Linked DNA regions of Homo sapiens: regions 1 and 3 are each linked to region 2. Evidence: chromatin loops called from intact Hi-C (ENCODE). Cell type or tissue: mammary epithelial cell. All regions are shown on one strand.

Region 1 (8,000 bases), 400 kb before region 2:
AGCCCTCTTAGCAAAATTGTTGAAGGGACAGTGGCTGGAAATTAACCACCTTACATCTCCCTTTGTCATGACACTCAAACCACCTTGCTGCTTGCTTCTTCAGTGAATAGAATGACCATATTTTCTTGTTCTATCCAGGACACTTTGCAATTAAGAAGGGCCCTGGTAGTCAGTAGGCTGTGACAGCAGATGTCAACCTGGCAAACCAGCAGGTGGTCACAGTGACAATGACCCAATACCCACGTCATCCTCCAGCCCTTCCAAGCCAAGCTCTGGCAACAGCTCAACCCCTCCTGGTGCCTTGTAGCTGCAGCCATTCACCAATGGCCTCAGGTGTCCACAGGGCCAGGTGGACATTGTGTGGAGAACAAAGTGAACACGCCCCTGTTCTCACCTCCATGCACCTGGGCGAGTGGGATATGATCAGAACACAAATGACAACTCTCACCGAAGGCAGGACAGACAGGCCAGCGGAAGGCAGAAATGAAGGGCAGGGGACATTCAAAGGATAGAAAGATCTTGAATAAACAAACATTTGGAGGGAATTTTTCCCCGACACTATTTTAAGATGGAGAGGCTGGGTCGCCAGGGTTACCAGGCCATTCTGGTGATTTGACTTTAAATGCTGGGATTCTGACTTTAAATTCATAACAACATCTTTCCTCGGCCCTGGTGGGTTAAAGAAAATGCTTTAGAGCAAATTTAGTGTTTTCTCCCATTCACAGTATCTGGCCCACAAGGCTTGTGGGTTAAAGCACACTCCTGATCTTCATTTGATAACCTCATCTCTCTCCTCTCTTTTGGTGCTTATTGTAAAGTAGGAACAGCAGCCTCATTACATGGGGAGGAGCAGTATGTCCAGGGCTGCAAACAAATTGCGCAGGTCCATTGCGGCCCCGTTGGGGTCAAGGGCACATGTGCATGACTGGATGCAGCAAAAGTCACAGCTAATGCACCCCGATGGTGATCCAGATGTGATGTGAGGCTCAGTGGGTACTTAGAGATTTTTCACAGCCAAGTTAACCAGTCACCCAACCCTCCTGCCCTTCCCAGGGCATGGCAGAAATAAAAGGCATCCCTATTTAAAATGACACACGTGTGAGTGGGTTTGAGGATTCCAGATGACTCACAGGATCCTGTACATTTGTATATAGTCAAATGGTCTTCATCTCCTGCCAGCAAACCACCCCGCTCTAAACCTACAACAGTCGAGGAAGACAAACCCATCACGACCACCTTCTAAGAAGACACAGCCAAGTCCCAGGGCTCACTGTAAGATCACAAATGCAGTGAAACTGCTTGCTAAGAGACATTTTTCTTGCACTCCACTCATTCCAAAGACAAAGCAATTTATTGCAAAGTCTGCCAAAATAAACGTGCCTGCAGCTCCCCCAGCCAGTGGGAAAGCACTTGGGCTGGGATGGGAGTAAGGAGATCGGGTGCTTGCTCCGGCCACAGCGTGCTAGCAGAGTGACCGTAGGCAAGTGCCGCCCATGCTCTGAGCCTCCAGTCCCTCATGTGTGACCTGGGGCAGGCACTGCCTACCTCCCAGGTGATATGAGGGCTATCTCTGTGGAAGCACTTGGAACACAGTAAAGAGCCATGCAAAGGCTAGACAATGCGATTGCTAGTGTTTGCTGTTCAGAAAAACAAAAAACAAAAAATAACCTTGCTTTTCATAGACAAACCTCAATTACATGGAATCACTTAAGAATGGTTCGTTAAAATTTCTGGTGAAATTAGGTTCAAAGAGGACCTCCTTGGAGGCATGAAGAAGGCCTGACTGATAAACACTGTGGACACTGAGTAATGAAGATGTGGAAATGGTGGCCAGCTTGGGGAAAGACATGAGGATAGATCTAGGAAGTTGCTTTTTCAAACTAAAGTCCATAAATGTTCATAAGAGATTTTTTTCCCTTTCTCCTAGAAAAGTCAGCAACTTAAATTATTTTTGCTTTAAAATTCCAGTTCCCCATATTGCTCGTTAAATGAGGTTTTTCTCTTCAGAGGGCTCCAGCCTGCAATGTTTCCTCCATCCTGGTCCTGCCCCCACCTCCCTCCTTCTATCTCCTGCCCCCCTGTGCCCTTGGAGACACGCTGGGCAGACTCCCCATGTGATCAATCTGACGTCTTAAGTTTAAACGTCATTACCTCAGTATATCAGCAGAAAAAGTTCTATTTCATTGTGTCTTGTGGCAAACTTCAGTTCGGTTAATGGAGGGTTTCGTATACTTTTAAAAGTAAGTCAGGCTGGGTGCAGTGGCTCACCCCTGTAATCCCCAGCACTTTGGGAGGCCAAGATGGGAGGATCACTTCAGGTCAGGAGTTCGAAACCAGCCTGGCCAACATGGTGAAACCCCGTCTCTACTAAAAGTACAAAAAATTAGCCAAGTGTGGTGGCGGGCGCCTGGAGTCCCAGCTACTCAGGAGGCTGAGGCAGAAGAATTGCTTGAACACAGGAGGCGGAGGTTGCAGTGAGCCAAGATTGCACCACTGCACTGTAGTCTGGGCAACAGAGCGAGACTCTGTCTTAAAAAAAAAAAAAAAAAAAAAAAATATATATATATATATATATATATATATATATATATATATATATATGAAAGTAAGGCAGAACCTAATTTTCAGAATTGCATAACGACGGTCACAGCTGACCGACTGGTTCCACATATTAGGCACTAGGAAAAAAAGATTTTCCAGAGTAATCCCTAGATGATGAAAGCACGAACTCATTACTTTTTTTCTTGCAGTAGTTATTTTTGTTAAGGACCTGTCCATACTGCAGGCAGTGGGTATTTTGTATGGAAGAAGAAAACATTTATCTGCATACAGTATGCTGGTTTTTTTAATCATTTCTGTTTCAATGTAAAGGCAAGGTGCCTTCATTTTGCTAACTGTTGTACATTTCCTATGACTTTTAAAATGTTGTTTCCCCTGAACTCTCCTTCAGGACAGAAGCGCCCCCAGTGAGGCCATCTGGTGCTAAGCCCCCAACGTGAGGCCTTCCCGGCTCCTCACCTAAGGTTTCCCAACCACACACATGCCCAACATGACCCCTGCCAGAGCCCCCTGTCCACCCTCGTGCCTCTTACCAAAAAGAAGTCATTTCCCAAAACCCAGGGCCTTTCCCGGGCTGACAGGTCAGTCACCGTCTCTGTGTGTGCCATGTTCACATCCTTAGGGAGCCCCTGGCTCACATCTCCTCGTGGTACCAAGCAGATGGTAGGAGAGCTTCAGAGTCTTCTACCTTCTTGCTGCTCTTTGGCACGTTACCATATGGCCTCCAAAGCTCCAGAGCAAACTCTGACCCTTCACAGAATCTGACCCCAGCCCTTCAGCTCTGATGGTTCCTTTGGCCATAGCTCTCCCTAACACAGTCCCATTTCCTTTTGGTGTCCTCTGACGATTCCTCACCCCTTTCTCTTGCATCGCCCCCTTGTTAACTGTTTTCTTTATTTTTCAATACTCTCTTATCGGCTCCTCACCCCCAGACCCCTTGGCTCCCTCCCCTGTTCCTGTCTCCATCTCTTTTCGTCTCCATTCCGATGCCCCTGACCATTCCCTCTGCCCCCAAGGCCTCCAGACACTTCTTTCAGCACAGCCCACTGATCACTACCACAGCTCACCTCTGCAAAACGACACCCAGGGAGAAAACATCAACAATATTGTCAACCTTGTGACAGTTTTGTTTTCCTGTCAAACACTCCTGGTGCCTTTCATTTAAATAGATTCTTTGACAGATATATCTTAGTAGGTTCCCTTTCAGGGGAAAAAAAATGTACATTTTTAAAATTTTTAGTTTTAGTTTATGTTCTAAGTCTCATAAAACACTGCTATTAGGTCCTACGGGTAAAGAAATGTTTTGGGTTTTTTTGTTTTTTGGCTTCATGGTCATAAGCAAAGTGTCTAGGGTTTCCTGTTGGTGTCAGGTCCGACATGTCACAGCAAACTCCTCAGCACAGGCCTGTGACACACTCAGCTCAGGAGAGGGCAGCAGCCAACTACAATGCAAAGGGATGGATTCCGCTTCCTGGTCTTTAAAACCAAAAGGGAAGACCAGGTGTCCTACTTTGTGCTTCTATAATTCAGTAACTTTTCTGTTGATTTCAGTAAGTCAAACACACTTTTCTTTAGGCCTACTGGATTTTGTTGATTTAAAGAGATGTTCTGGCTCAGGCTTGAGTTGATACCCACCCTTTCCCCACCAAACCCGGGCGGAAAGTTACAGTGAACAAAGAAGGGCTACAGTTCCCCATGCTGAGAAGACGAGCAAGTGCTTCCAGAAATGCTCTTTCCTTTCAGAGAGGGAATCCATTTGGCTTCCCTTCAGTGCATGGCTTGGTGGAATCTGGGATTAGATCCCCAACAAGCGATGAGACATCCAGAGAAACGGAGTGCCTGGTATTTATGGCAGAATATAGAATAACTCGTCTTTTTCTTAACCAATTCTTTAGTTTATGGTTTAGCCAAAAGTAAGCAAGCCAGTTCCATGGCCATCCAAGACCCTGAGAGAAGATCCCCCACCAATATTTCCCATGAATGATCAGGGGTCTACAGAGTTTCCATCACCGAAGCCATTTGAGTTCAGTGTACACGCTCTGGAATGATCAATGTAAAAATGTCAATCTCTAAGTGGTTCTGTTGCCAAAAGAGTTTATAGATTGTGTTGAAGAGAAAATCAGCACCTGTGTTTTCTGTGGTGTTACTGCAGGGTTCATATAGAATGGAGTGATGTCTCTGGGAATATGGTTGTGCAGGGACCATGTTAAAACAGGTGTCACATGAGCTGTCACCCAGCAGGGGTAGAGACAGAACAGAGCAATGTCCTACTATATTAATTGGCAAGAAAATACGCTGTTAACTGGCACACAAACTCACAGGAACTGGCCGCTCCTATATCGAGACACAGCCTCCAGTCTTCCTATCAAAATATTAACTTAATATCAACCAAAGATGTCCCTCCCCACTTTGAGAGGAGCCCTCAAGGAAGTCTGATTTCTCCAGCTGTTTTCTGAAATAGCCACTTGTGTGGGTGTCCTTCTGGGTCCTGAGGCACTCACATAGGGTTCTTCAAATATGCGTGGTGTTGATTGTCAGTGCCCATAGCCCCCAGCCTGTCCACACCAGGCTGCTGACCATAGTATGAGGGAGAAGTCTTCTGCAGAACCTGGCGACCCCAGAGCGGCATTCCACTGGGTGGTAGTAATCCCAGAGCATAGTGGTCTCTGTGGGCCTCCCATGGCCCTGGCCACACATGCAGCCTCTTGGTGCTGACCAAAGGGACCCCTCCTGTGCAGAATACCTGTGCCTTCAACCACAGTTTTTCTCCAATAATCCATAACTACTTTAGTCTGTTACACCAGACTCCACCAAGCACAAAATCATCCCGTGGCCTCTTTGGTTGATAATCTAAAAAGGGGGCTCCACGGAATTTTAATTAGTCTATAATTTTGAGAGCTTTCTTTATAAGAAAGAGTATAGAATCTCATATCATATTTCAGCAATTTAGTAAAAATAGCATTTTGCTGGGAAAAGAATACTAAGGGGAGGTGCCTGGTTCCCTTGTTCTTAATACTTCCTTTCTGCCCAACTGAACACTGCAAACTTCCACGGCAGCCCAGGATGATCTTGCCTGTTTATTAAAGCAATTGGATTTTATACATTTGATACTTTAGCTCTTTTGTTTAAACTTTTTTTCTTGTTATTTGGTGTACAATATTTAAATGTACAGTATTTTATCTCCATAATTAGCTTAATTATAGAACAGAGTTTCTCTTCCTTCTCATAGTCTTCAGATAATTCAGAAATGTTTAAATCTTCGCACCCACTTTATATATGTTGTGCTGTTTCTAACTTCATATATGTAAATACTTTTTGACATACTTTGGTGTTTCAAGTTCTGTCTCTACTTTTATTGTGATCATTATCACCATGATTCTGTTATCATTCTTAATGTTGGATTTTTTTTCTGGTGCACTCTATTTTTTTAATCACCTTGGATATTTTGAAAGTATGTTAGCTATTTGTGTACGTAGACATAGGAAAGTGCTGTGCTTAAATTAAGCTGTAAGCTCTCTGATAGACAGATATTGACCTTAAAATTTGGTCCTCTTAAATGCTATCTATATGGTTTTCTTCCAATTAACAGGTGCTATTTCAACAAAACTTGTTTCTCTGCTGAACTACTCTGTCCTTTCCGCTTCTGACTTTAATTTTTAATTGCCTGTGATTCGGTTTGCCAATGCCTGAATATACCACATCAAAGATAGATATTTCCCTTGACAGTGGCATCTTCTCTCCATTTTGCTAACTTCCAGGCTGAGAGTGAATAGCAAGAAAAACAGCCCAAGTGGCCAGGGTTTGCTCAGAACCTACTGAGCAGACAGCTTCACAAACGGCTCCTCAAGTGTTTTGGCAGTGGGGGACAGACTATCCAGCTAGCCCATAGCCATATCTGTTTAAAACTTCTTGCTTCCTACTTCTCCACCTCCAGGTAGACTTCAACCTGGAATTCTAGAAATATGTGTTGACCCAGGCCCTGCTCACCAGTGAGGCAGCACACACAGAGACAGGCAGTGTGGTCTCAGTTCAGAAGAGACCTTTCTCCCTAACCTGAACACATCCATCCTGGGCAGTGTGACACCAGGGTGAGGTCCCTGCATGGGGAGACAGAAGACCTAGGTTCTGGTTCCAGTTCTGTCACTGGTGCAATGACAGGCTTTCTGGGCCTTGGTCCTATAAAATACAGGGCTAGACTTTGAATGCAACACAAGTATTCTGTATGGAAAGACTTAGCTGAACAAAACAGCCTATTCTTTGAAATGTAGCTTTGCTACTGTCCAGATGTGGAGGATTTTAGCAAATGAACACAACTGTTCTTTTAAGTAAGAGGTCCTACCCGCTGGGAACCACAGGGGCCAATGACTTGAACCACAGTAATGTAATAGGTATCCTAAAGATCAAAGGTGAACCCAAAAGAGTGATGTGGGAAGACCAATTACTAATTGCACTAAATAAAGGCTCTTTCGAAAAAGCCATCAAATGAAAAAAATGAAGCAGGAACTGGCTAAATTAGCAAAACGGTTAGACAACAGTTAGCCTGACACACTTCAACTTATAAGGAAAAAAAATGGACAGATAATTTTTTGCTGAAATTGTAGTCCTTGCTATTTGTGTTGTTCTAGAGTTTTATATGCCATTTCATACTTCTTCTCTATGATGTAAATACTTTTCATTGTAAAAAATGTAAATATTAACTATATTTTTTGTTTCTGTCTTTTCTAAAATGGAAGTTGATCCAAGTAATAAATTACAAATCATCTATATCTTGTTCTTTTTTTTTCTTTTTTTAGAAATTATATACCTTTACTGTCCTTCAGAAGGGAAAGAGTTTCATGATTAAAGAGAAACTTCATTCCTAACTAATGGAAGTAAGATGGTGCCATATAAGAGGAAAAGATGAAGGGTCAGGAGAGTGGGTTTTGCTCTGACTTTTTCATTAACAGATGTGGGGCCCTGACTAAGTCAGTTAACCTCTTGGAGCTTCATCTAAAACTGAAAACAGCTGCCAACATTGTTTTAAAACTCAATAAGGTAATAGATGCAACATGCTTTGAAAGTAAAAAGGTGTACTCAAAGGCATGGAATTACTAAGCCTTAATTGTCATTGTGTTCATTGGTTGAGGGATGAAAATTTTATATATAGGAAATTTGTTTAATTATTGTATTTTGCTTGAATTCTATTTTGGGACAAAACCAAATGGAAATTGAATGTCAAGTTAACTTCTACTGGTACTTCTAAAGGCCCATAATTAATAATCATAATGATCTTATGACCTTTAAGAGCACTGGGGAAGAAATAAGTTTCAATAATTTTTAACAAAATTCTTAAGTCTGAATGTTCTTGGTTTGACCAAAATTTCTTCATCAGTGCCTAACAAACATTCCATGATGAAGCCTTTTCCGGAGGCAGAAATGTAATCAAATGATGTGGAATTGGC
Region 2 (8,000 bases):
CACACCCGGCTAATTTTTGTATTTTTAGTAGAGACGGGGTTTCACCATCTTGGCCAGGCTGGTCTTGAACTCCTGACCTCATGATCCACCCGCCTCAGCCTCCCAAAGTGCTGGGATTACAGGCGTAAGCCACTGCGCCCATCCGCATTTCTTTTATTTTTGTTTTTACTAGAGATGGGGTATTGCTATCTTGCCCATGCTGGTCTCAAATACCTGGCCTCAAGTGATCCCAGTCTGCCTCCCAAAGCATTGGGATTACAGGTGTGAGTCACCACACCTGGTTCCTCATTGCTTTCCTCCTCCTCCTCCTCCTCCCCATCTCCCTCCTCCTCCTCCCCCTCCTCCTCTTCTTCCTCCTTCTCTTGCTCTTCATTTCTTTTCTTTTGAGACAGGGTCTCACTCTATAGCCAAGGCTGGAGTGCAGTGGCATGATCATAGCTTACTGCAACCTAGACCTCTCAGGCTCAAGTGATCCTCCTGCTTCAGTTTCCTGAGTAGCTGGGACTACAGGCTCACGCCACCCTGCCCGGTTAATTTTTCTTTTAGTTTTTTTGTAGAGACAGTGGTCTCACTATATGGCCTAGGCTGGTCTTGAACTCCGGGGTTCAAGTGATCCTCCCGCCCTGGCCTCTCAAAGTGCGAGGATTACAGGTGTGAGCCACCACACTGGGCCCACTGCATTTCTGCCAGCTCTGTCAGGGTCCCTATCCCGTTGTGTCTCACATGAAAGTTGTCAACGTGTTTGTCTCACTCTTCCTAGCAGGGCAGAGAGCTCCCAGAGGGCAGAAATTAGGTCCCACTGAAATGGGTGGCATGTTAAAGAGGGTATGGGAACTGTCATAATGGCACACGCCTATAGTCGCAGCTACTCTCAGGAAGCTGAGGTGGGAGGACCACTTGAGCCTAGACGGTTGAGGCTGCAGTGAGCTATGATCATGCCACTGCACCCGACTGGAAGACAGAGTGAGACCCCATCTCTAAAAAAAAAAAAAAAAGAGAGAGAGAGAGAAAGAGAGAATGAAGGCACAGGAGGCCAACAGATTCAAGTTCAAATCTCAGCACAAGATTTTAAGATTTGCTGGCTGTGAGCGTCCACACAAACCACTGCAGCTCATGAGGCCTCAGTTTCTCCTTTGATAAGTGACATGAAATATCACCTCTCCAGAGCTGGGAAAATCAGATGCACTCACTCATCAGACAAATATTTCCTGAGTATCCACTATATGCCAGCACTGTCCGAGGATATGATGGTGAGCAAGAGAGAGTGAGTCTCTGCCCTCAGGGAGCTTACGCCCTAGTGTGGCGAGAAGGCAGTATATGAGGGAATGGCAAGCAGTGATAACTGCCCTCAAGAAAACAAAACGGTATAATGGGAGAGCAGGTAACTGAGGCAGGGGCAGGGGCAACCCTCACTAGGGTGATCAGGAAGGGCTTCTAGGAGGAAGTGACATTTAGCTGAGACAAGAATAAAAAGGATAAGATCTGAGAGGTACAGTGTTAAGAGAAGCAAACAAATAAAAAAGAATAAAAAAAGAGCAGGGCATACAAAGATTTGGGGAAAGGACGATCAAGGTGGAAATCACAGCAAGTGCACAACTTGAAGGCACACCTGCCGGGGCCCAGTCATTGGCTCCCTCCCCCACCCTCACCCTCCCATCCCATCCTCTGCAGAACGGTACACAGACACAGGACACAGTAAATACACATCTGCCGGAGTGAATGTGACAAAACCAGGAATCTCGAGGATGAACTGGAGCACGACAAAAATAAGCACCTTAGCCAAAAACAGTCAACTGAGATTGAGGCAGATGCCAGTTAAAAAGATCTTAAATTCAGGCCGGGCATGGTGGCTCACACCTGTAATCCCAACACTTTGGGAGGCCAAGGCAGGTGGATCACATGAGACCAGGAGTTCGAGACCAGCCTGGCCAACATGGTGAAACCCCGTCTCTACTAAAAATACAAAAATTTAGCCAATAGTGATACACGCCTGTAATCCCAGCTACTCAGGAGACTGAAGCACGAGAATCACTTGAACCCAGGAGGCGGAGGTTGCAGTGAGCTGAGATCGTGCCACTGCACTCTAGCCTGGGTGACAGAGCCAAGACTCTGTCTCAGAAAAAAAGAAGCATTTAGGCTGGGCCTTAAAGTATAAGAAGGGCCCAGACACGTGAAGAACAGGGAAGAGCATCCCAGGCAAAGGGAACAGTATGTGCAAAGGCCTGTGGCTAGAAAGGCTTAATAGTTCAAAGGACTGATAGTCTGGGCTGTAAAGATGAGGGAAGCCCCAAGCTACTCAAAGTGCAGTCAGAGAATTTTGCAAGTGTCAGGTCATCCACAGCTTTGTGGTATGATCTTGGGTTTTACTCATTGTGTAGAAGAAGCCGATGAGGGTTTAATACAGACAGAACTGCTAAAGGTCAGCGCTGGAGTCCCACATTTGACAGATGAGAACTGGGCCCTGCAATGGGGAGTTAGAGTGAGGACCAGAACCCCAGCTTCCTCATTTCTGGACCACAGCCTCCTGTAAAACAGAACTCTCATCTTTTCACCTCACCCAGCTTCACTTGGCGTGAGCCCTGTCCTGACAGAGCTGACTCCACCCAGTGCCAGGCTTGGCCCCTTACAGACATGACCTCCCAGAGCAGCGTGCCTCAAGGGGGGCAGTTTTGCCCCCAGGGGACATTTGGAAATGTCTGGAGACAAATTTGGCTGTTACAACTGGGGGTGGAGTGAGGGCAGGGGGTGCTACTAGTGTTATCAACTGAATGTATGTGTCACCCCAAAATTCATAGGTTAAAATCTAATCTCTAATGTGATGGCATTTGAGGTGGGGCCTTTGGGAGGTGATTAGGTCGTGAGGGTGGAGCCCCCATGGACAGGATTAGTGTCCTTATGAAAGAGACCCCCAGGCCAGTGCAGTGGTTCAAACCTGTAACACCTATAATCTCAAGATTTCGGGAGGCTGAGATGGGAGGATCACTTGAGCCCAGGAGTTCGAGACTAGTCTGGGCAAGATGGTGAGACTTATCTCTATTAAAAAAAAAAAAAATTTTAAATTAGCCAGGCATGGTGATGTGTGCCTGTAGTCCCAGCTACTCGAGAGGCTGAGTCAGGAGGATCATTTTAGCCTAAGAGTTTGAGCCACTGCACTCCAGCCTGGGCAAAGGGAGGGAAGGGTGGAGGGGAGGGAAGGGGAGGGGAGGGGAGAAGAAACCCCAGAACATTCTCTCAAGGAAGGAAGGAAGGAAAAAGAGAGAGGAAGGGAGGAAGGAAGAAACCCCAGAAAAGTCTCTCCCTGGCCCCCCACCCACGGAGGACATGGTGAGAAACATCTGTTAATGAACCAGGAAGCAGACCTGCACCAAACACTGAGCCTGCCAGTGCCTTGATCTTGGACTTCCCAGCCTCCAGAATTGTGAGAAATAAATCTCTGCTGTTCATATTTTGCTATGGAAGCCTGAATGAACTAAGGCATCTTGCCTCAAGTGGGTAGAGGCTAGGATGTTGCTAAACATCTTACCAAGCACAGGACAGCTCCCCAGAACAAAGAATTATCCAGCTCAAAAACCAAAGGTGTCAAGACAGAGAAGTGCCCACCCAGGGATACAAAGCCTTCCTTTCAAATAGGTGCAGAGCCCTCAAGGGAAGAAAGCCCTCCCCAGGGGGCACAGGAGAAGAGGGAGAAGGGTCTTTCTTAGCCTCCCAGGAGCCCCAATCCAGACAGAGCAAGTCTAGAGGTGGCATGCTAGGCAGAAGGCTCCAAGTCAACCCCCAACACAGCACACCACAGAGGAGGCAGAGTTGGGAAAGGTCTGTCTCCTTACAGAGGAGCTCAGTCCCCCTGGGAGAGCAGCACAGACCCTGCAGTGGGGACCTCCAGCCCCCTCTCCTCCCTGGTAAACTCCCACCTGCTTCCTGCGAGAGGCAGAGAGCCAAGGATGGCAGATCTGAGGCCTCAGCCCTTGTGGCAAACAAAGCCAGGCAGCCCCAGCCATCTGGGAGCTGCTGTGTGAGAACGCAGTCCCTCCCCCATGCTCTCAGAGCTGGACTGTGCCAGGCTGACCCTCAGGACTCGCCAGGCCAGGAAACATCACAGCAAAACACACTCCCCTCACCCCTACCAGATGCCGGCCTCAGCTCTGGGCCAGGAACTACAGGCCAACAAGCCCTGGTGAGGGCCAAGATCACCACCCCACCAGGCCAGAAAAGCAGCTCCCACTCCAGTCCCTGGCAGCCCCCTTTCAGTGTAAGAGTGTGCTAGAGCGATGTCTGCCTCCCCTCCAGACTGGGCACTCCCGGGCACATGCATTGCCCTCCAGGCAGGGCACACACAGCAGCTGCTCAAAGTGTGTTTTTTGAAAGAGGAGCCAGTGGCAATTTCTGAACGAAGAAAATGTTGTGATTCAGTGGGTATCTATTAAGTGTTTCCTGAGTACTCTTGTTCAGAAAAGGGGTTGCAACATCAGGTCCCTGCAGGGGTTGGACAGGAACATAAACACAAGAAGGGAGTGGAAGCCTTGGTCAGAACACCCAGCAACAGCTCACCCAGCAACAGCCTGGCCAGGTCCCTGGGCTCGGCTTCCGGTCCTTGGCTTGGCCTGTGACAGGGCGCCATCTGCTGGCTAGTACAGAAAGAAGCAAGCGCTCAGCCAAAGCGCAGGTGGGCCCGGGAGGGACGAAAGGTGGACACACCCCTCGCGCTAGCCTTGGTCTCCCTGTTTGATTCCACAGCTCCCAGCCTAGCTGCTCAGGTCCCTCCCCAGGAGCACATCACATCCATGTCCGTATTTATTCATCATCTCCCACATGCACATCCAGAACCCTGCCAGGCAATGCCCCTGCCCCACCCCGCAGCAGCCATCAGGACAGGAAGCTCCAAATTGCAAACAGTAAGCCAGTGATTCTCAAAATTCAAGGCAAAGAAGAATCAGACACAGTTCATGTTAAAATTCAGATCACCAGGTCCTCTCTGAGATTCAACTTTTTTTTTTTTTTTTTTTTTTTTGAGATGAAGTCTTGCTCTGCCGCCCAGGCTGGAGTGCAGTGGCACCATCTCAGCTCACTGCAACCTCCGCCTCCCAGGTTCAAGAGATTCTCCTGCCTCCGCCTCCCGAGTAGCTGGGATTACAGGCGTGTGCCACCAAGCCCAGCTAATTTTTGTATTTTTAGCAGAGACGGGGTTTCACCATGTTGGTCAGGCTGGTCTCGGACTCCTGACCTCGTGATCCACCCACCTCGGCCTCCCAAAGTTCTGGGATTACAGGCGCGAGCCACCGCGCCCGGCGAGATTCAACTTTTAAAGCTCTAGAATAGGGTCCGTGGATCTGCATGCTTAACCAATAACCAAATGATCCTGATAGGAGAAAATCTTCTTGACCTTGGGTTAGGCAAAGACTTCTCACATACAATACCAAAAGTATCATGTATAAAAGATAAAACGATAAATTAAATTTCATCAAAATTAAAAATGTGAGCCAGGCAGGTGGCATGCACTTGTAGTTCCAGCTACTCTGGAAGCTGAAATAGGAGGATCTCTTGAGCCCAGGAGTTCCAGGCTACAGTGTGCAATGATTGTGCCTGTGAACAGCACTGCACTCCAGCCTGGGCAACATACCAAGACCCCACCTCGAAAAAACAAAACTAAAAAGAAAGAAAACCCAATGTTTTTTAATGGGCAAAAGATTCGAATAGAGATTTAATCAAAAACGAATGGATAGGCCGGGTGTGGTGGCTCACGCCTGTAATCCCAGCATTTTGGGAGGCCGAGGCGGGCGGATCACGAGGTCAGGAGATCGAGACCATCCTGGCTAACACGGTGAAACCCCTCTCTACTAAAAATACAAAAAATTAGCTGGGCGAGGTGGCAGGCGCGTGTAGTCCCAGCTACTCAGGAGGCTGAGGCAGGAGAATGGCGTGAACACCGGGAGGTAGAGCCTGCAGTGAGCCGAGATTGTGCCACTGCACTCCAGCCTGGGTGACAGAGCAAGACTCCAGCTCAAAAAAAAAAAAAAAAACAACAACAAAAAACGAATGGATAGCCAACAAGCACATGAAAAGTTGTACAACGTCGGCCAGGAACGTGGCTCATGCCTGTAGTCCCAGCACTTTGGGAGGCTGAGGCAGGCAGATCACCTGAGGTCAGGAGTTCAAGACCAGCCTGGCCAACATAGTGAAACCCCGTCTCTACTAAAAATATAAAAATTAACCAGGCATGGTGGCAGGCGCCTGTAATCCCAGCTGCTCGGGAGGCTGAGGCAGGAGAATCACTTGAACCTGGGAGGCGGAGGTTTCAGTGAGCTGAGATTGTGCCACTGTACTCCAGCCTGGGTGACAAGAAGTGAAACTCTGTCTCAAAAAAAAAATAAAATAAAATAAAAATAAAAGATGTTCAATATCACTCATCATCAGAGAACTGTAAATTAAAACTACAATGATACACCTCTTAATACTATAAAAAAAGAAAAAATAAATCAAACTACAATGAGATACATTACACCCTAGAGAATGTATACAAGTAAAAAACATACCGAGTGTTGAAAAGGATGTGAAGCAATTGGAGCTCTCAATCTCTTTGGAAAAGAGTGTGGTAGTTTTTTATAGTCAAACATATACTTAATATATAGAGTTGGCTCTCTATACCTGTGGGTTTTGTACCCACAAATTCAACCAAACACAGAAAATATTTGAAAATAAATAAATAATACAAATTTTAAAAAGCAATACAACTATTTACATAGCATTTACATTGTATTATGTACTATAAGTAATCTAGAAATGATTTAAAGTATACAAAAGGATGTGTGTAGGTTAGATGCAAATACTATAGCACTTTATACAAAGGACTTGAGTATCCTTGAATATTGGTATCTGTGGGGCTCCCGGAACCAATCCCCTCAGATATGGAGGGACAACTGTACAACCCAGCAATCCTACTCCTATGTATTTATCTGAGAGAAATGAAAACTTTACTGACCAGATGCCGTGGTTTGTGCCCATAACCCCAGCACTTTGGGAGGCTGAGGCAGGAGGAATGCTTGAGCCCAGGAGTTTGAGACCAGCCTCGCCAACACAGGGAGACCCCATCTCTACAAAAAATACAAAAATTAGCCAGGTACAGTGGTGCACACATGTAGTCCTAGCTAGTCAGGAGGCTGAGGTGGGAGGACGCTTGAGCCCAGGGGGCGGAGGCTGCAGTGAGCCAAGATCATACCACTGCACTGCACTCTAGCCTGGGCAAAAGAGTGAGACCCGGTCTCAAAAAAAAAAAAAAAGAAAGAAAAGAAAAAGAAAAAGAAAAAGAAAACTTTGCTTCACAGCAAAACCTGTATGCAAATGTTTACAGGCTTTGTTCGTGATGTTAAAAAATGAAACAGTCCAAATGTCCTTCAGCAGATGAAAGGATAAACGGATCATGGAACACCCACACCATGTAAAGCTGTTCAGCAGTGAAAGGAACAAACTACTGATTCCCACCAAACATGGATGAATCGCAAACACGTGATGCTAAAGTGAAAGAAGCCAGGCTCAAGAGCTTATTTACTCTATCATTCCATTTCCATGATATCCTAGAAAAGGCAAAACCACAGCGATGGAAAAGAGATCAGTGACTCCCAGGTACCAGGGATGGGGAGGGTTTGGCTGCAGGGGAGCATGAGGTGATAAAAAGGTTCTGAGTCTTGTTGTGGTTGGTTATAAAAACATATGTTTGTCAGAACTCAACTATATACTAAAAAGGGTAAATTTTATATATATAAATTATAACAATAAAATACATAAGATCAAGGCATGGCAGAATCATCTGGGAGGCCTGCTAAAATCCACACTACCAGCCCCCGCCCTCACAGATTCTATTTTCACAGCTCTGGAGTATTGCCCATAAATCTGCCTATGTTATGTTATGTTATGTTATGTTATGTTATGTTATTTTTTGAGATGGAGTCTCGCTCTGTCACCCAGGCTGGAGTGCAGTAGCACAATCTTGGCTCACTGCAACCTCC
Region 3 (8,000 bases), 99 kb before region 2:
AGTTGAAAAAAACCCTCATATAAATGGACCCATGCAGTTCAAACCCATGTTGTTCAAGGGTCAACAGTATTAGTGAGATTTTCTTTATGTTGACCAGTGATTTCTTTCCATGAGCTTTAGACCGTCCAGCCCTGCCTGGCTCTCTGCTCCCATAGCCCTGTCTTGGGTTCTAGGCCAGTGGTTCTCGACACTGGCTGCTCACGAGAATCATCTGGAGAGCTTTGCAAAGAACAAATGCTCAGACCCATGCCAGGCCAGTTACAATCAGAATCTCTAGTGACAGGACCCAGACATCAGTTGTTTTGTTTGTTTTGTTTTGTTTTGTTTGAGATAGGGTCTCGCTCTGTCACTGAGGCTGGAGTACAATGGTGTGATCATGGCTCACTGCAGCCTCAACTTCCTGGCTCAAACCATTCTCCTGCCTCAGCCTCCTGAGCAGCTGGAACCACAGGCATGTGGTTTGCAAAAAGCAAAGTATAAAGACTATCTGTACTATATTACCCTTCATGTGAGAAAAAAGAGATTAAGAAAATATATGGTTATTTTCTCATTGTACCAAAGAAATACAGAAAAGATAAATCAGAATAATGAGATTAGCTATCCATACAGAGAGAAGATAAGAACTGGGTAGAAATAATGGATGAATGGGATAGGTGAGATAATGAGAGTGATGCCTCTCTGAGTATATCTTTGTATGGTTCTGACTTTTTAGAATCATGGCAATGAATCACTTACTCAAGATAAATAATTAACATCTATCAGGATATGGTTGGGGAGGGGGGACCCAAAGTAAAATACAAACATTAACAAATAAGTCTAATTATATTACAAATGAATAATATTGTATTTAAATTGAATAATATTTACACTGAAGGGGTGAAGAAGGAACACACGAACTGGAGTAACTTTGCAAAACAGTATTTTGACTGTATACTATAACAGCAAAAAGAACTGTATACAAATTCTGTACTGTCATTACTAAACTTGTATATTCTTGACAAAACTGAATAAACTGGATTTAATTATGGGAAAATATCAGGCAAACCCAAATCACAGAAGTATGTTAGCAATAATGAAACTACCTTATGTGTATACTAAGATTGAACAAATAAGTAAATATGTTGTAGATAAATACAGCTAGATTTCTCACTGTCTGAAAATGAAGTTACCATTAAGGAAGAGGGTCAAGTTAAAATGAATCTGTGACAGTGGGTTAGAATCAGAGGTATCAGTCTGAACTCATGTTAATACACATACAGATGGACAGATATAGAAATAAAGATATGTGTGTTAAATATTTCTGTTAGTATACGTATATTTCCTAGCTCTGTCCCTTGAGAGCACCTAGAAGAAATGACACCCCAATACCCATGAGCACACCTAGAACCCAGATCTTGGCTTCTAAATACTATTCTCAGCCAGGTGTAGTAATCCCAGCACTTTGGGAGGAAGAAGCAGGAGGATCGCTTGAGCCCAGGAATTCAAGACCAGCCTGGGTAATATAGTGAGACTCTGACTCTACAAAAACAAAAATTAAAAATAAAATTAGCCATACATGGTGGCGCATTTCTGTAGTCCCAGCTACTGGGGAGGCTGAGGTGGGAAGATCTCTTGAGGCCAGGAGTTTGAGGTCACAGTGAGCTATGATCTCACCACCGCACTCCAGCCTTGGTGACAGAGCAAGACCGTGTCTTTTTAAAAAGCAACAACAACAACAACAAAAAAGCCCCTGTGGAACTATACACTTAAAAAGGCAGATTTTAATGTATGTTAAATTATATATTAACAAAAATATTTAAATGTAAAACATGCACACATTCACAGCATATTTTCTTTTTTCACCCAGGCTGGAGTGCAGTGGCGTGATCTCGCTCATTGCAAGCTCTGCCTCCTGGGTTCACGCCATTCTCCTGCCTCACCCTCCCGAGTAGCTGGGACTACAGGCACCCACGACCACGCCCGGCTAATTTTTTGTATTTTTTAGTAGAGATGGGGTTTCACCATTTTAGCCAGGATGGTCTCGATCTCCTGACCTTGTCATCCACCCGCCTTGGCCTCCCAAAGTGCTGGGATTACAGGCATGAGCCACCGCGCCCGGCCATTCACAGCACATTTTCTGAGAATGCATACAAAAGACAGAAATATAACAGAATGGCTGCCTATGGGTCAGAGAAGAGATGTAGAGTGGAATAGGTATATAGAAGGAAACAAATAAACAAAAGAAGAGCTTTGCAACAGAGTGAAATCACATAGTGCCATGAACTGTAAACTGAATGAATGATTCAACCTTCTGTATGTGAGTTAAAAAAAAAACAAAACCAACACAAAACAAAACAAAAAGAAAGAAAGGAAGAAAAAGCTGGGCATGGTGCCTCACTCCTGTAATCCCAGCACTTTGGGAGGCTGAGGCGGGCAGATGGCTTGAACCCAGGAGTTTGAGACAAGCCTGGGTAACATGACAAAACTCCATCTCTACAAAAAATAGAAAAATTAGCCATTGGTGGTGGCACATGCCTGTAGTCCCAGGACCTGGGCCCAGGCAGGTTGAGACTGCAGTAAGCCATGATCGTGCACTGCGCTCCAGCCTGGATGACAGAGTGAGACTGTCTCAAAAAAAAGAGGCCGGTGTGGTGGTTCATGCCTGTAATCCCAGCACTTTGGGAGGCCGAGGCAGGCAGGTCACTTGAGATCAAGAGTTCAAAACCAGACTGGCTAACATGGTGAAACCCCATCTCTACTAAAAATACAAAAATTAGCTGGGTGTGGTGGCAGAAGCCTGTAATCCTAGCCACTCGGGAGGCTGAGGCAGGAGAATCACTTCAACCTGGGAGGCGGAGGTTGCAGTGAGCCGAGATCCCAGCACTGCATTCCAGCCCGGGTGACAGTGAGACTCCAAAAAAAAAAAAAAAAAAAAAAAAGAAAGAAAAAATAGTGAAGCTGTGTGAAGTTTTATTTAATTGCAGAAGATTCTATTAGAAACAACATAAATACAAATCAAAATAAATTGTAGTACATCCATACAATGGAATTCTAAGCAGTTGGTGAAAATAGTGAGAAACTCTTTTATTTATTAATATGGGATAACAACATGTAAGTTTATTTTAATGAATCTTTTTTACAGCATACATGGTATATTTTTAAGTGGGGTGTGGTGGGAAGTAAAAGTACGGGACTGGCTGTTTGGAACCTTAGCATGTCCTCAATTTGCTTGCACTCGCATAAAATAGTGTTTGAAAGAGACACAAGAAACTGGCAACACTGGTTGCCTCCCAGGAGGGAGAAGAGCTGGGAGGCCAGAGGACAGGGGCGGAAGGGAGATTTTTCACTGGAGAATTTTGGTAGTTTTTGACTATTGAATCATCTGAATGTTTTATGTATTCAAACAATATTTTAAATATGAGTGTATGAAAAAGATGGGGAGACGCCACCTTAACCAGCTAGTGACCTCATTATATCACTGTTGACTGGTATGCATGTATTTATGTGTATGCATGTGTGCATCTCTGCACATGTGTGCCTGAGTACACGTGTGTGTGTCTATGTGTTGGAAAGGAGAGGAATGCAGTTTATGTTCAGCATTGGCAAAGGAAGCTGGGACTCAGCAGTGGGTAACGGTTCCACCAGACAGAGCTGGTACTGTGGAGGGGAGCTGACTCTGCACTGGCTCCACATCCTGGGTCCTAGAACCTACAGAAACGTGGGCTGTGGCTCCCTCTGCCCCGAGTCAGTGAAGTCACTCTGAATAGGGCTGTCCAGGCTCTGGATCCTGAGGACCAGTGAGCTGCTGGGAGCTCTGAGCTCAGAATCTGCAGGCTCAGACCTCTAGGGGTCTCCATATCTCTGAAAACCAGTCCCTCACCTGGAGTCTCAGGTTGGTGGAAACTTGATTCTAAAACAAGAAAGGCCAGTCGCATGAGAGAGTAGAGAGTAGATGGCACTGTTCTGACATCTGCAGGATGCACCGGCAGGAATTTAGAGGTCAAGTGGTCCACTGAGTGGCCGGCCAGTCCCTGCTTAGACACTCCAAGGGACAGAGAGCTCATTACTTACAGGCAGGACTCTCTTCTGTGCCCTGCTCAATTTCCAGCTCAAATGAGTGGAGTTTTCGTTCCCGATTCAGAGGAAACCTGCCTCCCTTCCACTTCTCCCCACTGGCTCTAATTCTGCCCATGCGAGCTCCGTGAGAGAGTGGGACTGAATGGTATAATACAATAATTAGAAGTATGGGTGTGAGAATGTTGACCTTGACACCTATTAGCTGTGTAACTACAGACCAGTTTCTTAACCACTCCGAGCATGTTTCCTCTTCCATAAAATGGGGAGGACCATAAACTCTACTTCACTGGATTGTTGTGAGGATGAATTAAGATAATGCATGAGAAGTAACATCATGCCAGGCACAAAGAAAACAGGAAATTCATTAAATCTCTTATTTCTAGTCTAACTCTTCAGCCCCAAGACTGTCTTGAGAGTTCGAGACCACGGCATGGCCAAGAGGCCAGCCCAGCAATGATATCTGTCTTCTAAGCTTTGATTTCCAGCCTTATCTGAGAAGTTGAAGTGGGGGGTAGGGGACACTCCTGCTGCCAACTGCCCGCACTCACCAGTGATGAGGTTGTCCACAAGGGTGGTGGGCATGCAGAAGATGCCCACCAGCAGGTCACTGACAGCCAGGTTGAGGATGAACATGTTGGTGACAGTATGCATGTGCCGGTTCTTGAGCACGATGAAACAGACCAGGGTGTTGCCCACCATGCAGAGCAGGAAGATGAGCGCATAGGCCACAATGAACATGGCCGCCACAGGGGAGGTGTGCTGATAGTAGGAGGAGAAGGTGAGGTTTGTAGCCGGGGTGGCCTCAGTGTTAGTCCCATTCTGACTTAGGGGCCAACTGCTGTTGGGAGGCTGGGAGGGCTCCCCTAGGACCAAAGGAATATATTGGTCAGGACCTTAGGCAAAGAAGAGATTACCGATTTCTCACCACTAATGAGACCCTCTGTGTGCCAAACCTTAACCATGCCCTGGTCCCCCAAGCATGTCCCCAGCTCCAGTTGCAACTTGATGCACTGATCCAAGACTTTCAGCCTACAACCACTCAAACCCTGGTCTTGTACTTCATGCCCTGTCTTGCCCATAACTCATTCTCCAATGTTGGTTTTTCTTTATTAACTCCCCCATCCCATTTAGGTTCCAACTTTCTTGGCCCTCCTGTGTGCCCCAGAGGCTAACCTCTAAGTTCTGCATTGCCCTGGTTCCCTTGTCTTCTGGCTTCTAGCTGGGTTCAGCCAATGCCAGGCCCTGAAGGAGATGGGAGGGCAGGAGCAGAGAGAGAGGTCAGGGTGTTTGTCTTCTGATTCCCTTCCTGCCTGGCCCAATTCTTTCAGCAGCTGTTTTTCCCTATAGCCACAGCCTGCTCCTATTGGGTGAGTCCCCTTTCATGGCTCTAGCCCTCACCTGACTACAGTAACACTCTTCCCTCTCCTTGCACTCAATGGTAACAGCTTCCTGTGGTTGTGAGTCCCTGGGTGCTTCACCGTTTCTGGCTGGTTCTCTTAACCCTCTCTTCTTCCATTAAACTCTGTTCAGTTAAACCCTTTCTGAGTGCACCATTTGTTTTCTGCTGGGACCCAATTATTATACCCTCAAACTCTTTGATGTCGTTCCCCTTCATCTCCTCCATGGAACTTTAGTTGAGAAAGGCAAGAAGGCAGTAGAGAAAGGGAGAATGAAGGGGAACTGTGAACCAGGGCTAAGGAGAAGAGGCACATCACATTCAGCAGAACATCCAAAGCAGGGGCTCCTGCTCAACCTTTGCCTCCTCCCATCCCATGATCAGCTGTTCTGCCTGCATAGCATTTAACATAACACTTCCACATCTATTATTTTATTTAGCTCTCCGAGCCATCCCATGATGTAAGTCATTAGGTATTAGCCTCATTTGTTTTCTTTTGTATTTTTTTTAAACCCTCATTGAATTACCCTAAGGTGTTAGCTTCATTTGAAATGGAGGTCAGAAAGGTTCCATGACTTGCTCAAGGTCCTCCAATGATGCTGCAGCACAGCTGGCCCTGCTCTGTGTGTCTGTGAATTAGGACCAGGCTTTGGTGTGTGTTTCCCCAGGCTTGCTTCGAAGGGAAGGCTCAGTGTCCAACCACAGCTCTTCTGGGAAGTCATTAGTTGGGGTGACTCATGATGTTGTGTCATAAACTTTCCTCCTGAGGCCTATTCCAGGGGATGAAGAGTCCCTGTGGAATCTTTCTGTCACACCGAGAACTCAGCCACTGGCCTGGAGGCTCAATGGAGGCTGGGGGCCTGGAGGTTAGAGACCCTCAGAGGAGCAGGGCCAGCGAGCTGGCATCATCAGGGCTGCAGGGACCAGCAGGGGGCACTGCGGTGAGTGTTGGGATGGGGCAGAGGGACTGCGGCGGGAGGCGGACAACCTGCAAACTTCCTGTGCCCGATGAGAGATGATACTCCCAGGTTTAGGCCTTCCAAGGACTTCCAACTGTACTCAAACATCTTTATTTTAATATGGTAAATGTCAAACATGTAGAAGAGAGAATATTGTAATAAACATATACAAGAGTATAAAGTTTAATGAGCTGTTATTAGAGGGATCATATAAAGAACCCCCATGTATACATCATCTGCTTTCAACAGTTATCAACTCGAGGCCTGGAGTTGTTTCATCCATATCCCCACTTCTCTTTGGATTATTTTGAAGTAAATACCAGACATTACTTCCTTTCATCCATAAATGTTTCAGTTTGTACCTTTAAAAAATAAGGACTCAAAAAAACAACATGAAAAAATGTGGTTTCCATCATTATCAAACCTAACAAAATTAACAATTATGTAATTATATCATTAAATAGCCAGCATCCAGCAAAATTTCCTGATTGTTTCATAATTTTTTAAATAGTTGGTTTGTTTGAGTGTGGATCGGAGCAAGATTTCTGTTTCTATTACCTATTATTATGTTGTGAACCACCCCAAAATTTAATGGTACAGCACTGTGGCTTGGCAATCTGAGTAGTTCTTCTCCTGGTCTCTCTTGGGACTCTCGTGCAGCTGCTGTAGTTATCTGCTGGCTCAGCTGGGGCTGGGAGGTCCAAGGTGTCCCTCACATGGCTGGTGATTAGTGCTGGCCATTGGCTGGGATGTCTCAGTTCTCCACTCAGCCTCTCATCCTCCAGGAAGCTAGTGTGGGCTTCTTCAGAGAACAGTGGTCTCAGGGTTCCAAGAGAGCAAGAAAAGAAGCTACAACTTCTTAAGTCCGAGACTCTGGAATTTTCACATCACGTCTGTCACATTTTATTGGCCCAAGTAAGTCACAAGGGATGCCCAGGTTCAAGTCAGTGGATAAATAGTTTCTCCTGTTGATAGGAAGAAAAGCAATATAGCATTGCAGAAGAGGTGTGGACATGGAAGTGTGATTCATTAAGGTCCATTATGATAAAGTCTACCACCATCCCCATATTGCATTTGGTAGACGTGATGCTGAAGTCTCTTTTAGTTCACAGGTCCCCAGTCTGTCTCTTTTCCCTTCTGCAGTATGTTTGTCATATGGACTGAGTGGTTGGTCTGTAGCACTTCTGCAGGCTGGATTTTTCTGATTGCTCCCTCATGATGTCATTTTACATGTTCTGCTCTCTGTTCCCTGTATTACCTGTACTTGGCAGTCAGATCTAGAGTCTTGATCAGATTTTGTCCAGTGGCCTTTCTCTTTGTGGTGCTGGCTCAATCAGGGGGCTCAGGTGATGTACCTCTGCCTCCTGGGCTCAAGCAATCCTCCCGCCTCGGCCTCCTGAGTAGCCGGGACTACAGCCGTGCGCCACCAAGCTGGGTTAATTTAAGGTTATTTTGTAGAGATGAGGTCTCACTACGTTGCCCAGGCTGGTCTTGAACTCTTAAGCTCAAGCAATCCTCCTGTCTTGGCCTCCCAAAGTGCTGAGATTACAGGCATGAGCCACTGTGCCATCAGCTTTTAACATAATATT

The links. Peaks named below come from ENCODE experiments on the same cell type or tissue, not always from the same donor. Only the 100,000 strongest peaks of a DNase experiment are listed, where the experiment ranks them.
Region 1: it touches region 2 in a loop (15-fold over the local background); 3 of 110 quality-filtered maps call a loop at or near these places.
Region 3: a loop joins it to region 2, with 9 times the contacts of the local background. A loop is called at or near these places in 57 of 110 quality-filtered maps.

Annotation. Positions count from the first base shown.
Region 1 is chr10:69,965,041-69,973,040 of GRCh38, forward strand. No RefSeq gene overlaps it. Among named protein-coding and RNA genes, the nearest start is that of LINC02636, 40 kb to the right of the region's middle. In mammary epithelial cell, a CTCF peak has its summit at 4,000 (motif pointing right); no DNase peak of the experiment used is centred here.
Region 2 is chr10:70,360,070-70,368,069 of GRCh38, forward strand. The region is part of intron 2 of LRRC20 (leucine rich repeat containing 20); the gene reads right to left. Among named protein-coding and RNA genes, the nearest start is that of LRRC20, 19 kb to the right of the region's middle. In mammary epithelial cell, a CTCF peak has its summit at 4,629 (motif pointing left); a DNase peak (open chromatin) is centred at 4,522; H3K4me3 peaks cover 201 bases; H3K27ac peaks cover 1,088 bases.
Region 3 is chr10:70,261,473-70,269,472 of GRCh38, forward strand. NPFFR1 (neuropeptide FF receptor 1) reads right to left here. Exons shown (of 4, transcript NM_022146.5): 2 at 4,605-4,919. Among named protein-coding and RNA genes, the nearest start is that of NPFFR1, 19 kb to the right of the region's middle. RefSeq lists a silencer at 3,621-3,915. In mammary epithelial cell, CTCF peaks have their summits at 3,831 and 6,338 (motif pointing right); a DNase peak (open chromatin) is centred at 6,139; H3K27ac peaks cover 1,584 bases.